Regions from separate parts of the Homo sapiens genome. Here all the other regions are linked to region 1. A link is an interaction called in ENCODE POLR2A ChIA-PET data of the cell type or tissue named here. Cell type or tissue: Panc1. All regions are shown on one strand.

Region 1 (5,000 bases):
ACCATCCTGGCTAACACGGAGAAACCCCGTCTCTACTAAAAATACAAAAACTTAGGCAGGCGTGGTGGTGGGTGCCTGTAGTCCCAGCTGCTCAGGAGGCTGAGGCAGAAGAGTGGTGTGAACCCGGGAGGCGGAGCTTGCAGTGAGCCGAGATTGTGCCACTGCACTCCAGCCTGGGCGACAGAGTGAGACTCCGTCTCAAAAAAAAAAAAAAAAAAATTTTTCCTCCTAACACATGTATGTGATAAGTACAGACAAGGAAGCGATTATATCCATTTCACAGATGAGAAAGTGAGACAGACAGTAGTGGAGCTCAGATCTGAACAAGGTAGTATTACTCCAAAGTCTATGCCAAACTACACTTCAACTGCATACATTTCAGTTTGTCTCTCCACATGTGAGATGATTCTTTACTGAGCACTTTAATTTGTGCTAGACACTTTCCATCTGTGATCTCCTCTGTTCCTCATGGCAACCCAAAAGATAGACACAGATAAGAGAACCAAGTCACAGTGATTTATGCAACTTCTACAAGATTATTCCGTTAGTAAATGGGGAGTTGCCAGCCACTAAGGGAGCTCTTTATCTCCAGTTCCTACTGCTTCCCCAAATACCTGACTTCTGTTTATTGCTTGATCCTCTCCTATACTGACTGTTTTGGGTATTCTCACAGCCAGAGTCAGTCCCTGAGACCCAACCACCATTGTACTTAGACATACCCAAGTCTCCACTCAAAGGGAGCATAGAACATTCTGCCACAATTTCAGAGGAATGAAATTTAAACTTTCAGTCTATTCTGCGAGGCTACATTCTCACTGTTTCAAAGGATCCCTTAATAAAAATAGCTATAACAATAATATTTGCAAGTTATTAATGCTTTTTAATGTGCCAGACACCTTATATAGAATATTTCTAACCATCATGACACCCTAAATGTAAATATTATTGCTGTTTTACAGATTGGGAAACAGAGGTTCAAAGAGGTTTAAATAACTTGCCCATGATCATACCATTATTCAGATATTGGCCGGGCGCGGTGGCTCACGGCTGTAATCCCAGCATATTGGGAGGCCCAGGCAGGCAGATCATGAGGTCAGGAGATCGAGACCATCCTGGCTAACGCGGTGAAACCCCGTCTCTGCTAAAAAAATACAAAAAATTAGCTGGGCATGGTGGCGAGAGCCTGTAGTCCCAGCTACTCGGGAGGCTGAGGCAGGAGAATGGCTTGAACCCAGGAGGTGGAGCTTGCAGTGAGCTGAGATTGCACCACTGCGCTCCTGGGCGACAGTGGGAGACTCCGTCTCAAAAATAAATAAATAAATAAAAATAAAAATAAAAATAAAAATAGCTATAACAATGATATTTTCAAGTTATTAATGCTTTTTAATGTACCAGACAATTTATACAGAATATTTCTAACCATCATGACAACCCTAAAAGTAAATATTATTGCTGTTTTACAGATTGGGAAACAGAGTTTCAAAGAGGTTTAAATAACTTGCCTATGATCATACAATTATTCAGATATGCTAACCCCAAAATCTATCCTCTCTCTTTTTCTTTTTTTGAGACAGAGTCTCGCTCTGTCACCCAGGCTGGAGAGCATGATCTCTGCTCACTGTAACCTCGACCTCCTGGGTTCAAGTGATTCTCCTGCCTCTGCCTCCTGAGTAGCTGGGATTACAGGCAGGCAGCACCACGCCTGGCTAATTTTTGTATTTTTAGTAGAGATGGGGTTTCACCATGTTGGCCAGGCTGGCCTCGAACTCCTGACCTCAGGTGATCCGCCCACTTTGGCCTCCCAAAGTGCTAGGATTACAAGCATTAGCCACTGTGCCCGGCTGTACTTTTTCTACTGCACTTGGCTTCTTCTCATGTGAGCAAGATTCAGGACAAGTCTTTCCAAGGGCTTGGAGAAAATATAGAAGGTGGAAGAGAATAGGTTTCAGCTTGGGTCAGTGGGATATTTCTTTTTTTTTTACTTCCTTTTTCTCTACTTCCTATCATCCCTTCTTTTCTTCCTTTTTTCAGTTAATAAAAAATGACACAATTAATAACAAAGCTAGCAGAAGCCCTAGACTTGGCTCCTTGCCATATTTAAAAACCAAGTTCCACCCATATACAATTATGACTGCTGACAATAAAGTCCCAACCCAGAATGAATCAGCACAGAGAAAAATCAAAAGAGGGCAGGGCTGGGGCTTGGTACTCAGAGTTAGCCCCAAAGTTATGAGTCAGAGACTTCTCAGAATAACCTCCCTGCCAAATTAATCCCAGGCCAGGGCTTGCCAAGGTGCAGCTGGTTTCACAAATTCCAGTGGACTAAAGTGGACTTCCCTGGGGGAAAAGGGCAGTGCTAATGTGCCAGAGAGAGACAGACTGGATAGGTGAGTGGTATTATGGTCATTGACCAAACTACCAAACTTCATTCTACTCTAGCAGAAACAATCCTAAGGCCACATAGATGGAAATGCACCTGTTCAATTCTGCTCATCACTGTATTCAAGAACTCAGGAAAGATGTGTATAATGCATCCAAAATGAAGGGACATATTTATTTATATTGTTAAATAATATCTGCAACATGAACTAGCCAAAAATAAAATATCGATGCAATTAGTGCATGCTGTACTAAAAACAATGATATCGGTTTGTAGAGGCTTAAACCAAATAGAAAAGTCTTGTCAAAAGTGTCTCCTTGGTCCAGGTTTGCTCCATCTTCTCTAGGTCAACCTCTTTCTCTGAATCTGAACTTCATGAGTAAATACTGTAGTCGGGGAGGGTCAGGATCACCTTGTACTGCAAACCCAGACAGACCTAGGCTCCTGTAGGTCTCAATAATCTGCATTTATTTCTTTCAAAAGACAAACCAGAAATGTTCCCCTCACCCAGATCCTCCTAGAGAAAGAAAAAGAAGTTGTGCATTCATGCTATATGAAAAGAGAACAGGAATTTAGAATCATAAAGACCTGGAAAAAGGCCGAGCGTGGTGGCTCACACCTGTAATTCCAGCACTTTGGGAGGCCGAGGCGGGTGGATCACTTGAGGTCAGAAGTTCAAGACTAGCTAGGCCAACATGGTGAAACCCTGTCTGTACTAAAAATACAAAAAAATTAGCTGGGCCTGGTGGTGGGTGCCTGTAATCCCAGCTACTTGAGAGACTGAGGCAGAAAAGTTGCTTGAACCCAGGAGGCAAAAGTTGCGGTGAGCTGAGATCACACCACTGCACTCCAGCCTGGGAGACAGAGCAAGACTTTGTCTCAAAAAAAAAAAAAAAGACCTGGAAATGAACTGAGCATGATGGCTCATACCTGTAATCTCAGCATTTTGGGAAGCCAAGGCAGGAGGATCACTTGAAGCCAGGAGTTCAAGACTAGCATGGAAAGTATAGTTGAGACCCCAACTCTACAAAAAAAAAAAAAAAAAAAATAGAATAAAATTAGCTAGGCATGATTGCATTCCTGTGGTCCCAACTATTGGGGAGACTGAGGTGGGAGGATTGCTTGAGCCCAGGAGATCAAGGCTGCAGTGAGCCATGATTGCACTATTGCATTCCAGCCTGGGGGCAGAGTGAGACTGTCTTGAAAAAAAAAAAAATCTGGAAATGAGTTCCCCAACTCTAAGACTTCCCTGCTGCTTGGGCTTTGAACAGCGTATTCATCTATAAGATGGAGAAAACAAGACTTACACTTAACTGTTGTTAGGAAGATTAAATGAGAAAATACATACTAAAGTGCACAAGCCAGTGTTTGACTCATGGTTAATTGTATCTTGGTCGCCCAATCTCCTGGGCGGACCTGAACTTCTTTCTGTATTTGAAAGTCCTTTTGAGAGGTCTAGAGTCATCTATTCTTTCTAACATAGGATTCATTGATCAGAAATTCACAGAAGGGCGTCCTGAGACACTGTGTATTCCAGAAACGGAAATGGGCAATTCAATTATTCTTTTATTCAATAAAAATGATTAAGTACTTATTCTGTGTTAGGGACTGAACCAGGAGCTAGAGATAGATAAATGAGGTGTGGGTCTCATTTAGAGTGGAACACAGACAAATAAGACTGTTGTGAGGTATATGAAGGCAAAAACAGGGTGCTGAACACATCTCAGGAAGAGCGTCCAGATAGAATTCTCAGGAACTGTGTGAGGGGTGTGTGTGTTGCTGTTTGGAAGTAAGGCCTGGTGGGAAGTGGGGCAGATGGGAGCCAGAAAGGGCAAGCAGGAGTAGACCGGTAAAGGAGGGTGAGGATCACTCTGCCAGCAGAGACAACAGCATATGCGCAGGCTCATGATGGGAAATCGCCTTTGGTTCTGACAGGCAGGCCATAGGGATTGTACTGCGGAAGACAGGGCTGAAACAGAGGCTGGAGAGTTGGACAGGGGTCAGATCACAAAGGGTCTGGGTGGCTAAGCTATGTGATTTGGGTTTAAACATGACATATATGGAGAATCTTTGAAGGATTCCAAGCAGCAGGGTAACATGATCAGATTTGCTTTTTTTTTTTTTTTTAAGACGGAGTCTCGCTCTGTCGCCCACGTTGGAGTGCAGTGGAGCAATCTCGGCTCACTGCAACCTCCGCCTCCCAGGTTCAAGCATTTCTCCCACCTCAGCCTCCTGAGTAGCTGAGACTACAGGCACCCACCACCATGCCTGGCTAATTTTTTGTATTTTAGTAGAGACGGGAACTCCTAGCTCAGGCCATCCACCCACCTCGGCCTCCCAAAGTGCAAGGATTACAGGCATGAGCCACCGTGCCCGGCCCAGATTTGCTTTTCTAATTTTATTTATTTATTTGCTTAGAGACAGGGTCTTGCTCTGTTGCCCAGGTAGAGTGCAGTGGCATGATCATAGCTCACTGCAGCCTTGAACTCTTGGGTTCAAGCAATTCTCCCACCTCAGCCTCCTGAGTAGCTAGGACTACAGGCATGTGCCACCATGCCCCGCTAATTTTTTTAATTTTTTGTAGAGATGGGGATCTCACAATGTTGCCTAGGCTGGTCTC
Region 2 (5,000 bases), 500 kb before region 1:
AGATAATGCCAAATTGCCGTCTGTAGAGGCTGTGCGATGCCTGTAACCCTGGCCAAGAGAGTACAGCAGTCCCCCTTATCCACAGAAGATACTTTCCCAGATCCCCAGCGGATGCCTGACACTGCAGATAGTACCAAACCCTATATATATTGTGTTTTGTCCTATACATACACACCTATTATGAAGTTTAGTTTATAAATTAGGCACCGTAAGAGATTAACAACAATAATCATAAAATAGAACAACTATAGTAATATGCCAGTATCACTACTCTTGTGCTTTGGGGCCATTTATTAAGTAAAATAATGGTTACTTGCACGCAAGCCCTGAGATACCAGGACAGTTGATCTGGTAACCAAGACAGCTACTTAATGGGTAACGGGCAACCTAGTGTATACCTGGTGGCTATGCTGCACGAAGGGCTGTTTCACATCCCAGGTGGGGTGGCATGAGATTTTATCATGCTGCTCAGAACAGTGCAAAGTTTACAATTTGTTTTTTCTTTTTACTTTGGTTAATCTTTAAAACTCTCCCATGGCAACAATCATAGATTACTATGTCATATAACACCTATGTCTTATATCTCCCCAGGAAAACATACCACCATCGAGTGCCATGGCATCCTAGAGAGAACTTCCATCTTTGCTCACAGCGTTAAGAGCTCTTGGTTTTGCAGCCTCTTTGAAATGACCTATAAAATTTATCAATTGTTTATTTCTGGAATTTTTCATTTAATATTTTCAGACCAAGATTGGCCACAGTTAACTGAAACCACGGAAAGCGAAACCGTGAATAAGAAGGGGCTACTGTGTGATTAAACTTTTTGCTCTTTGAAGCTAGGTCTTTTAGGCTTTATCCTGTCAGTGATGATAAGCCATTGAAAGGTTTTTTAAGAGGGGAGTGTTTCAGTCAGGTTTGTGTTTTGGAAAGGTCATTTGGGCTGCAGTGAGGAAAAGAGTTTAGCAGAGGCAAAGACTAGAGTCATGGATACCAATTAGGAGGCTTTACAGTAGTCCAGGCAAGACAGAATTGTTGGCAGATCCGATTAGGCAGTTGGCAGTGGAGATGAAGGAAATGGATATTGAGATAATGAAGAAGTAGTTTCAATAGAACTGAGGGATTGATCTGGCTGAGAGTGCGTTAGGAGTGAAGGTAGCTTTAATCAAGAAGTTCTAGTTCCGTGAGTCTTGTGAACAGCAACAGTCTTGTATGCACAGTCTGCACCTTCTTTGTAGATTTATAGATCTTATGTCTTTATTAACATTTTCTAATCCTAGAATATCAAAAGATAAAAAAGAGGCTCTAATATATTACTAATTGCTGTTTCTTGGCACCAAGGCAGTTTTGTCTGTTAATATCCGGTTGTCAGAGAAGTTGGAAGAGCATTTTTATTAAGATTCTTCAGTTAGGCCGGGTGCAGTGACTCATGCCTATAATTCCAGCACTTCTGGAGGCCGAGGTGGGTAGATCATTTGAGGCCAGGAGTTCAAGACCAGCCTGGCCAACATAGTGAAACCCCATCTCTACTAAAAAATACAAAAATTAGCTGGGCGTGGTGGCACATGCCTGTAATCCCAGCTACTCGGGAGGCTAAGGCAGGAGAATTGCTTGAACCTGAGAGGTAGAGGTTCCAGTCAGCCAAGATCATGCCAGTGCGCTCCAGCCTGGGTGACAGAGCGAGACTCCGTCTCAAAAGAAAAAAAAAAGATTCTTCAGTCAGCCTGTAGTCCCAGCTATTTGGGAGGCTGAGGTGGGAGGATCACTTGAGCCCAATAGGTTGAGGCTATGATCTTGCCTATAAATAGCCACTGCATGCCAGTCTGGGCAAGATGGCAAGAACCTGTCTCAAAAAAAAAAAAAATCCTTCAGTCAGACTTATTCCTGATATTCGCCAAACTCTAATGTTTCCCACATCGATAACATTCATTCAAAATTCTGAATTTAGGCTGGGTGCAGTAGCTCACACCTATAATCCTAGCTCTTTAGGAGGCTGAGGTGGGAGCATTGCTTGAGGCCAGGAGTTTGAGACTACCCTGGCCAACATGGCAAGACCCCATCTCTAATTTTAAAATATAAAATAAATTTAAAAATTTAAAATTTGAAAAACAGAAAATTCCTAATTTAGTAAAGTAACTTTAAATTCTACACTTAATTTACATATATTTTAATTATGTATATTTAAAAGTCTTTCATTTTGTGATCTTATTCCTTTGATTTTGTGTGTGGTTCTGATATTTAAAAATATTTATATGTTATAATTTCAGTTTTATATAATACCATTAATTATTTCATCTGTTCACTCAGTTTCTACTAATTTTTAATGATGAAAAATGATACAGTGTTTTCACTTCTTCTCTGCATTTTCTTCATTCATCTTTTTTTGAGCCAGAGTTTCACTCTTGTTGCCCAAGCTGGAGTCCACTGGCACGATCTTGGCTCACTGCAACCTCCGCCCCCGGGTTCAAGCGATTCTCTTGCCTCAGCCTCAGAGTAGCTAAGATTACAGATGCGCACCACCACGCCTGGCTAATTTTTTGTATTTTTAGTAGAAATGGGGTTTTACTATGTTAGCCAGAGTGGTCTCAAACTCCTGACCTCAGATGATCTGCCTGCCTCGGCCTCCCAAAGTGCTGAGATTACAGGTTTGAGCCACTGTGCCTGGCCTTCATTCATTTTCTATCTCATATTGGCCTAAAGTTTGATTTCTAAGTGATTATCTTTATTTAGGTAAATATCCTCTATTTCTGTTACTTGGTTTTTCAGCTTTGAGTAATGTCTTTGGTGCCTGGCTCTTACAGGTGACACAGTCAAGGAAGTTTCTTCCCCTTTCCACTTTCGTGCTGGCTGTGTTGTTTCTGTATCGTCAGGGCATAGAACATTGACATTCTGATTTGCCATTCTAAACCCCACTTGATTTTAGTCTTGCTTCTACAGTTATATGTTAATATGCATTAATATATATGTTAATGTAAGTGAAATATGTTCAGTGCTTACCGTCAGCTCTTTTGCTGTTGTTTTCTCAATCATCTTTTGGTTGACTACATTTGTTCCCTGGTGATTTCCTCAAGCAGGGCTTGTGGGAACAATATTCCTTTAGTCTTTGTATGCTAAAACACAATGTTCTCGGCTTAGCAATTTTCCGGAGGTTTCTTCAGGAGTGTAGCTGCCAGCGTTTTCTGAGATCTGCCTCCATTCCATCTCCTCTCCTTGTCTGCTCTGCTCATCTGCCGTGTCTTCGGCCAGTTTCCACCCAGGCCTCCATGACCCTGCAGCTCTTGTTGCACGTGGACTTACGGGTTTATAACCTTGGGGTGACCTTTGTCTACAGTAGCCGTGATTTTGCCGGCGTCTTGAGACCTGCTGAACAGCTCCACTCTCCTCCCGCTGAGCTGTGGCCCTGTTTATTTCCCCATATCACTTTGCTCCTCCTCAGCTTCCCAGTGTCTGCATCTGTTGGCTTTTGGCAGCTGTTATCCTTTTGTTTGTTTTTTGAGACTGTAGGTTTTATTTGCCTCCAGTTTCACTAACAAAGGAGTTTGCTTTGTTTATTTCATGTTTACTTTGTTGGTTTTGATGATATCTTGGAGGAAAAAAGGGAAATCACTGTTGTACGCCACCATGTTTGACAGGAAGTCCTTTAAAAGTAGGTGGCGTTATGGTATAACAACAAAGAGCATGGGATTTGGAGTGAGATACACCCGGCTGCGAATCTGAACTCTGCCACTTACTGACTACCTGACGGTGGACAGATCACATGCCTTCTTGTCATTGTTATCTCTAGAATGGGGCTGATTCTCCTAAGTATTCATACTGTATGAGGAGTAAGTGGGGTAATATCATATACAGGGGCCTAGCATAGTGCTTTGCAAGTAGATGTTCAAAAGGGTAACATTATAATGTTTCATTAATTTCCTGGCATAGATGCCATTCAGAATTACTTTAATCCTCTCTGCTTGGATGGCATCCATTATTATCACTCACTCAATGTTACTGGTGGATGCTGTCACTGAGGCCATTATTGGGACACCCTTTGGCACTCTCTCACTTCACCCATAATTCTATCCAAGGCAATTAGTGCCACAGGAGAAGGACTGCTCTGGGAGCCCTGGGGAGAGGACAGTCTCCTTCATATGGTAGGGGTGAGGGGTGGAATAACCCATGAGCAAGGTCTTTCAGGAAAGGCAGGATTTCTTCAGGAAGAGGTGGAAAGGGCCAGAGCTGGGTCTGGGTGCTAGATATTCCCCAGTCCAGATTCTGAGATCAGAGATTAGGGTGAGTGGGCATGGATGGGGCTTTGGGCATTTGTCACATGTCTTTGCCTCCCAACTTCCAGCAGGCCTGAGAAACCAGGAGGCAAGATTCCCATCAGAGCAGTTGTAGATGAGGTCCGAGGAGACTGGGATGCCAGACTGGAAAGAGATCTGAATGTCCATGTAGTTAAATCCTTGCTTTTGTCCCTCTGTTTTCAGGTCCTGGAATGCCAGACAACCACGGCTCCTACCATGTCGGCCAGCAGCAGCTCTGATGTAGCCTCCATTGGGGTTAGCACTTCCGGAAGTCAAGGTATCATTGAACCCATGGATATGGAAACCCAGGAGGATGGGAGAACATCTGCTAACCAGAGAACTGGAAGCAAGAAGAATGTGCAGGCAGATGGGAAGATACAAGTGGATGGAAGGACCAGGGGAGATGGAACACAGACAGCCCAGAGGACACGTGCAGATAGGAAGACGCAGGTGGATGCTGGGACACAAGAAAGCAAGAGGCCACAGTCAGACAGGAGTGCACAGAAGGGCATGATGACACAGGGAAGGGCAGAGACACAGCTAGAAACAACACAGGCAGGTGAGAAGATACAGGAAGACAGGAAGGCCCAGGCAGATAAGGGCACACAGGAAGACAGAAGGATGCAGGGAGAGAAGGGGATGCAGGGAGAGAAGGGGACGCAGTCAGAGGGGAGCGCGCCCACAGCCATGGAAGGTCAGTCTGAGCAAGAGGTG
Region 3 (5,000 bases), 200 kb after region 1:
ATTTATCATAGTTTTTATACATGATTTTGGCCATTTTTTCTTACAAAATTTGGAGATGGCAATGTTGACATTCTGCTCTTAATTTTATTCTTATGTGAATGATTTTCAAATTGAACTTACCCTAGAAAGACACATGGCCTAAATGGAATATCTACAATTTAAAAAATTGTTTTATTTAATGTTTAGTGTTCTGAACACTAGTTAATAAAAAGTTAAATCTAGAGTTTTAATATAATCTAACATCTGTAATTCTTTTTTTTTTTTTTTTTTGGAGACGGAGTTTCGCTCTTTTTGCCCAATTTGGAGTGCAATGGCGCGATCTCAGCTCACTGCAACCTCCACCTCCCAGATGCAAACAATTCTCCTGCCTTGGCCTCCTGAGTAGCTGGGATTACGGGCACTCGCCACCATGCCCAGCCAATTTTTTGTAGTTTTAGTAGAAACAGGGTTTCACCATATTAACCAGGCTGGTCTTGAACTCCTGACCTCAGGTGATCCGCCTGCCTCGGCCTCCCAAAGTGCTGGGATTACAGGCATGAGCCACCGTGCCTGGCCTAACATCTGTAATTCTTATACCATTTAAATTTTAATAAATATTTGTTGGCTTAATAAAGATAAAATGTTCTTCCTAAGGTTATCTAGCCGGTGCACTATCTCTTAATATTCATTTTAACTGTCAAACTATTTATCCATTTGAAAACTCTTTAGTTGTTTTTGCATATGACATTAACAGTTTCTATAGTCACTGATTATTGTACCATTTTATTCTTATAGTACATATTTTATGCTTTAACTGGCCAATAGAATTTCTGCATAAAAAGCACATAAGGAGATTTGTACTTTAAATCAGGGGTCCCCACCGCCTAGGCTACAGACTGGTACTGGTCCATGGACTGTTAGGACCCAGGTTGCACAGCAAGAGGTGAGTGTCAGGCGGGCGAGCGAGCATTACCACCTGAGCTTGCCTACTGTCCAGTCAGTGGTGACATTAGATTCTCATAGGAGTGGAAACCGTATCGTGAACTGCATATGTGAGGGATCTAGGTTGCATGCTTCTTATGAGAATCTAATGCCTGATGATCTGAGGTGGAACAGTTTCATCCCAGAACCATTCCATACCCCGCCCCCTCATCTGTGGAAAAATTGCCTTCCGTGAAACTGGTCCTTGGTGCGAAAAATGCTGGGGACCGCTGGTTTAGATTATGTAGAGAATGCTTACATAGTACTCTTTATTTTAATAGTATTTCTTGTATTGGTGGTGCTGCCTCACTGATAGTGATGGTAGCCCTGTAATCACTTAATCCTTGTTCAGCAGGCATCCATCTCTTTGGCCTTAAAAATGGCAAAGCTGAACTTGGTGTGTCCCTATTGTTTAACATCTCTTATAGGCCTCAGTTTCTTCATCTACAAAATAGGGAAAAATAATATGTACCTCATAGATCTGTTAGGATTAAACAAGAACATGTTTATAAAGTTCTTAGGAGCTTAGATATCTCTTTATTTGGAGAGCTAGGAAGGACAATTCATTGGAAATATTTCAGGTGCGTATGAATATGATATCTCTTTTAACCACCATTCAGTTTCTGACTTACTGTTTCCTAGTCAGCCTCACCCCACAATTGTAACTATCTCTTAACCTAGTGGGGAAACCAAGCCCCATTTTCCTTACAGAATTTTGGAGGGTAAATTGTGGTAGGTGTTGTAGGGGTAGTTGCTTGACACTTACCCCACAAGCAGGCTTCCCTTACTTTTTTTTCTTTTTTTTTTAAGTCTAATACTCAGAAGTTGCCTTCTTTTTTGGTTCATTAGAATTATACCAGCCCTCTAGCATACCACACAGTCACAATATATCAATCGTTTCGGGTGTCCAGACAGCTAACATTTTGAATTCACATTCATTTAATCCTCATGACAGATTTAGTATTTTCACTTTACAGATGAGGAAATTGAAGCGCAGAGAAATTTAAGTAGTCCAAGATCACAAAGATGGTAAGGTGAGAGTAAGGAATCAAACCAACTCTGTCTGACTTTCCAGCTTATGCTCTAACAATTACCTTATAAAACTTTTTTTGTTTAAAAGCACAAAATTTAGAGCAAATTACTCATAGACAGTAGTTGCTTCAAGGATGTGCCTTCTTTTTCTTTGCACTCTCCTTATGCTAATTATTAAGGCGAGAGTGGCAGTTCTATGTTCCCTCCCCCCCAAAAAAAGGAAGGAAAAGAGGAAAACTAAGTTTCAGTGCTAAAATATCTTGTGGCCCTGGGTATGCAGGATTGCATATCTGACCATAACTAGCCTAGCAGCGAGTTCCCTACGGATAGCTAAAATACATCATTTTGAGGTGGATTAGCTACCCCCCACCCCCTACCCCTTTCTGGCATTTAGCTTCTCCAGCTCCATTTGAGTAGAGTTGTGGTTGGGTTTGTAGAACTCATTAAGGTTGGACACTATTATGGTGATGTGGTTTTGAGAAGATATTGCAATAGCCCTCAGAAAAGGAACTAGATGCTGCAGTTCCTTGTCAGAAGTAAACTTGGAGCGAAACACGCCTTTAGGAGGGGTAACCAGGCTGCTTTCCTCTATTTTTAAAGCTGTAGTATGAAGCCAAAACTAAAAGAGGATGGGCTTGCGATATTCGGGGTGCTTGGGCAGCCATGTGTGAGTATCAGCTTCCAGACCAATGCTTTGTTAATCTTCATTGTTTATTCTCTGACATTTTCTCTGGCTTTTTGCTGTAACTCAACCTGAAGCATCATTGAACTTCCCTGAAGGACTTGTGTTGTTAGGATCAGAAAAGTGTTCTTCTCTGCAGTTAAGTTAATTTGACTGGGTTTTCTATGTATGTTAGCATAAAACCCCATTGTTTTCTTGCGCATGCTAGGCAAGGTAAGAAGGCAGAGACTGATTGGTTGTTGATTATTGCATGGCAGGTAGAATGCTAGAAAATTAGTTGAAACTCATCCTGGGCTTATTGAATTTTGTTGTATCATATACATAAACTGTGGACACTTGGTTTGGATGCTGTAACCTTATCTCTGAGAAATGGCTTCTAATTTGTGTTATTTTGCATTTGAAAAACTTGCTATGGATTTTATAAAACTTATAACAAAAACCCTAATATACTTTATTAGCTTCTGATAAATATTACATCAGACATCCAGTTAGTATAATTTGAATGTGGTTTGAAACTTTTTTAGAGGTAGGTTTCGTTGTGGGTAGTGGAAGGAGGCACATAAGTTTTAGAGTTAGCTCTGAGTACAGATTGTGGCCGTTTCACTTACAGCTGTGAATTCTTGGGGAAATTATTCATTAAGTCTCAGTTTCCACACATGCAACATGGAAATACACTGATACCTGCCTCAGAGTTTTTGTGAGGATTAAAAGTAAATAATAAACCAACAACATAGTCATTTTATTATCGCTATCAAATATGTACCGTACATAATTTTATGTGCTATACTTTTATATGACTGGCAGCACAGTAGGTTTGCTTTCACCAGTATCACTGCAGATATGCAGTGCATTACAACATTATGACAGCCGTAACATCATTGAGTGATAGGAATTTTCCAGCTGCATTATAATCTTACTGGACCATCATTCCATATATGGTCTATCATAGACTGAAACATGGCTAAGTGGCACATGACTGTAGTAAATATTGTTAGCATCCTTCTTTTGTTTTGTCATTTTTGCCTTCCTCCCCCTAGTGTTTTCTCACCCCTCCAAGAATAAAATCCTAGTTCCTACCAGGACTCACAAAGCTCTGTGAAATCTGAACCTGGTGCAACTCTTGAGACTTCATTTCATAACATTTTTCTCATTCCCATAGCTCTGTCTGCACAGCTACACTGGCTGTAACCTCCCTGGCCAGCTCATTGCCACCTCAGGATCTTTGTACTTGCTGTACACATTGCCTGATGTTCTTGTTCCCTAACTCTGCATGCTGGCTCTTTCATACCACTCAGGTCAGTTGTTAGGTCACCTCCTCAGAAAGCTCTTCAGAAGAAGCCGCCATTTCCAGTCGAAGACATTTTCTACCATAAGCACCTGTTTTATTTTCCTTAAGTGAAGATTTGGATTTGCGTTTTAGAATACATACAGAGTAAATAAAAATTCTCTACACAATTTTGCTGTAAACGTCTTCTGGGATTTTTGTGTATACACTTCCTTTTAGAGAATATGTGCATTTGAAGTGGTTTTGTTGTTTAAGGTGTGAGTGTTCAGTCGAATACCTCTTAGTGCCATTTTAAAATGTGATCTAAAGAAACATTTTGCTTTTATCTTTTCTTTCTGCTCATTAATCCACATAAATTACTACACTAAATTGATTTAGAATAAACAGATTGCTTGGAATTAATTTTAAAATTTATTTTTTAGCCCTCATTTCAGCCCTTAGCTCTGTGAAGCCTTGGTTGATTTGCCTAAACGCTATCTATCTGCAGAACCTTGGCCTTGTTACTTGGAAGATTAAATAAGATATTTATGATGAAAATGCTCTGAAAAACTGAATACAGCTTTTTACAATCGTTTTATATTTATTATGTACTGTGATTTGTTCCTGATATTTCACATTTGATTCAGGGAAATCATTTCAACAAATTATAGAGCTTCTTTTGTTGTCGTTTTTGTTAGGTGTGGTTTTTTTTGTGTTTTGTTGTTTGTTTTGAGATAAGGTCTCATTCTGTTGCCCAGGTTGGAGTGCAGTGGCCCAGTCATGGCTCACTGTAGCCTCGACATCCTACCTCAACTTCCGCAGTAGCTGAGACTACAGGCACGCACCACCACTAACTAACGCACCTGGCTAACTTTTGAAAATTTTGTGTAGAGATGAGGTCTTGTATGTTGCCCAGGCTGATCTCAAACTCCTGGACTCAAGTGATTTGCCTGCCTCAGCCTCCTAAAATGCTGGATTACAGGCATGAGCCCCCATGCCCACACGACAGAACCTCTTTAGAACATGACTGTTAAAGCTGATATTTGGATACTTTTGATTTTA

What was found. ChIA-PET counts read pairs that join two places held together with the same protein. Peaks named below come from ENCODE experiments on the same cell type or tissue, not always from the same donor. Only the 100,000 strongest peaks of a DNase experiment are listed, where the experiment ranks them.
Region 2: POLR2A ChIA-PET joins it to region 1 with 8 read pairs; 2 of 35 experiments call an interaction of 5 or more read pairs at or near these places.
Region 3: POLR2A ChIA-PET joins it to region 1 with 5 read pairs; 2 of 35 experiments call an interaction of 5 or more read pairs at or near these places.

What each region holds. Positions count from the first base shown.
Region 1 is chr15:85,355,935-85,360,934 of GRCh38, forward strand. No RefSeq gene overlaps it. Among named protein-coding and RNA genes, the nearest start is that of MIR7706, 22 kb to the right of the region's middle. In Panc1, no CTCF peak of the experiment used is centred here; a DNase peak (open chromatin) is centred at 2,177.
Region 2 is chr15:84,851,923-84,856,922 of GRCh38, forward strand. ALPK3 (alpha kinase 3) reads left to right here. Exons shown (of 14, transcript NM_020778.5): 6 at 4,470-5,000. It also overlaps the pseudogene LOC124900361. Among named protein-coding and RNA genes, the nearest start is that of SLC28A1, 30 kb to the right of the region's middle. In Panc1, no CTCF peak of the experiment used is centred here; no DNase peak of the experiment used is centred here.
Region 3 is chr15:85,552,833-85,557,832 of GRCh38, forward strand. All of the region lies in intron 5 of AKAP13 (A-kinase anchoring protein 13), which reads left to right. Among named protein-coding and RNA genes, the nearest start is that of AKAP13, 170 kb to the left of the region's middle. In Panc1, no CTCF peak of the experiment used is centred here; no DNase peak of the experiment used is centred here.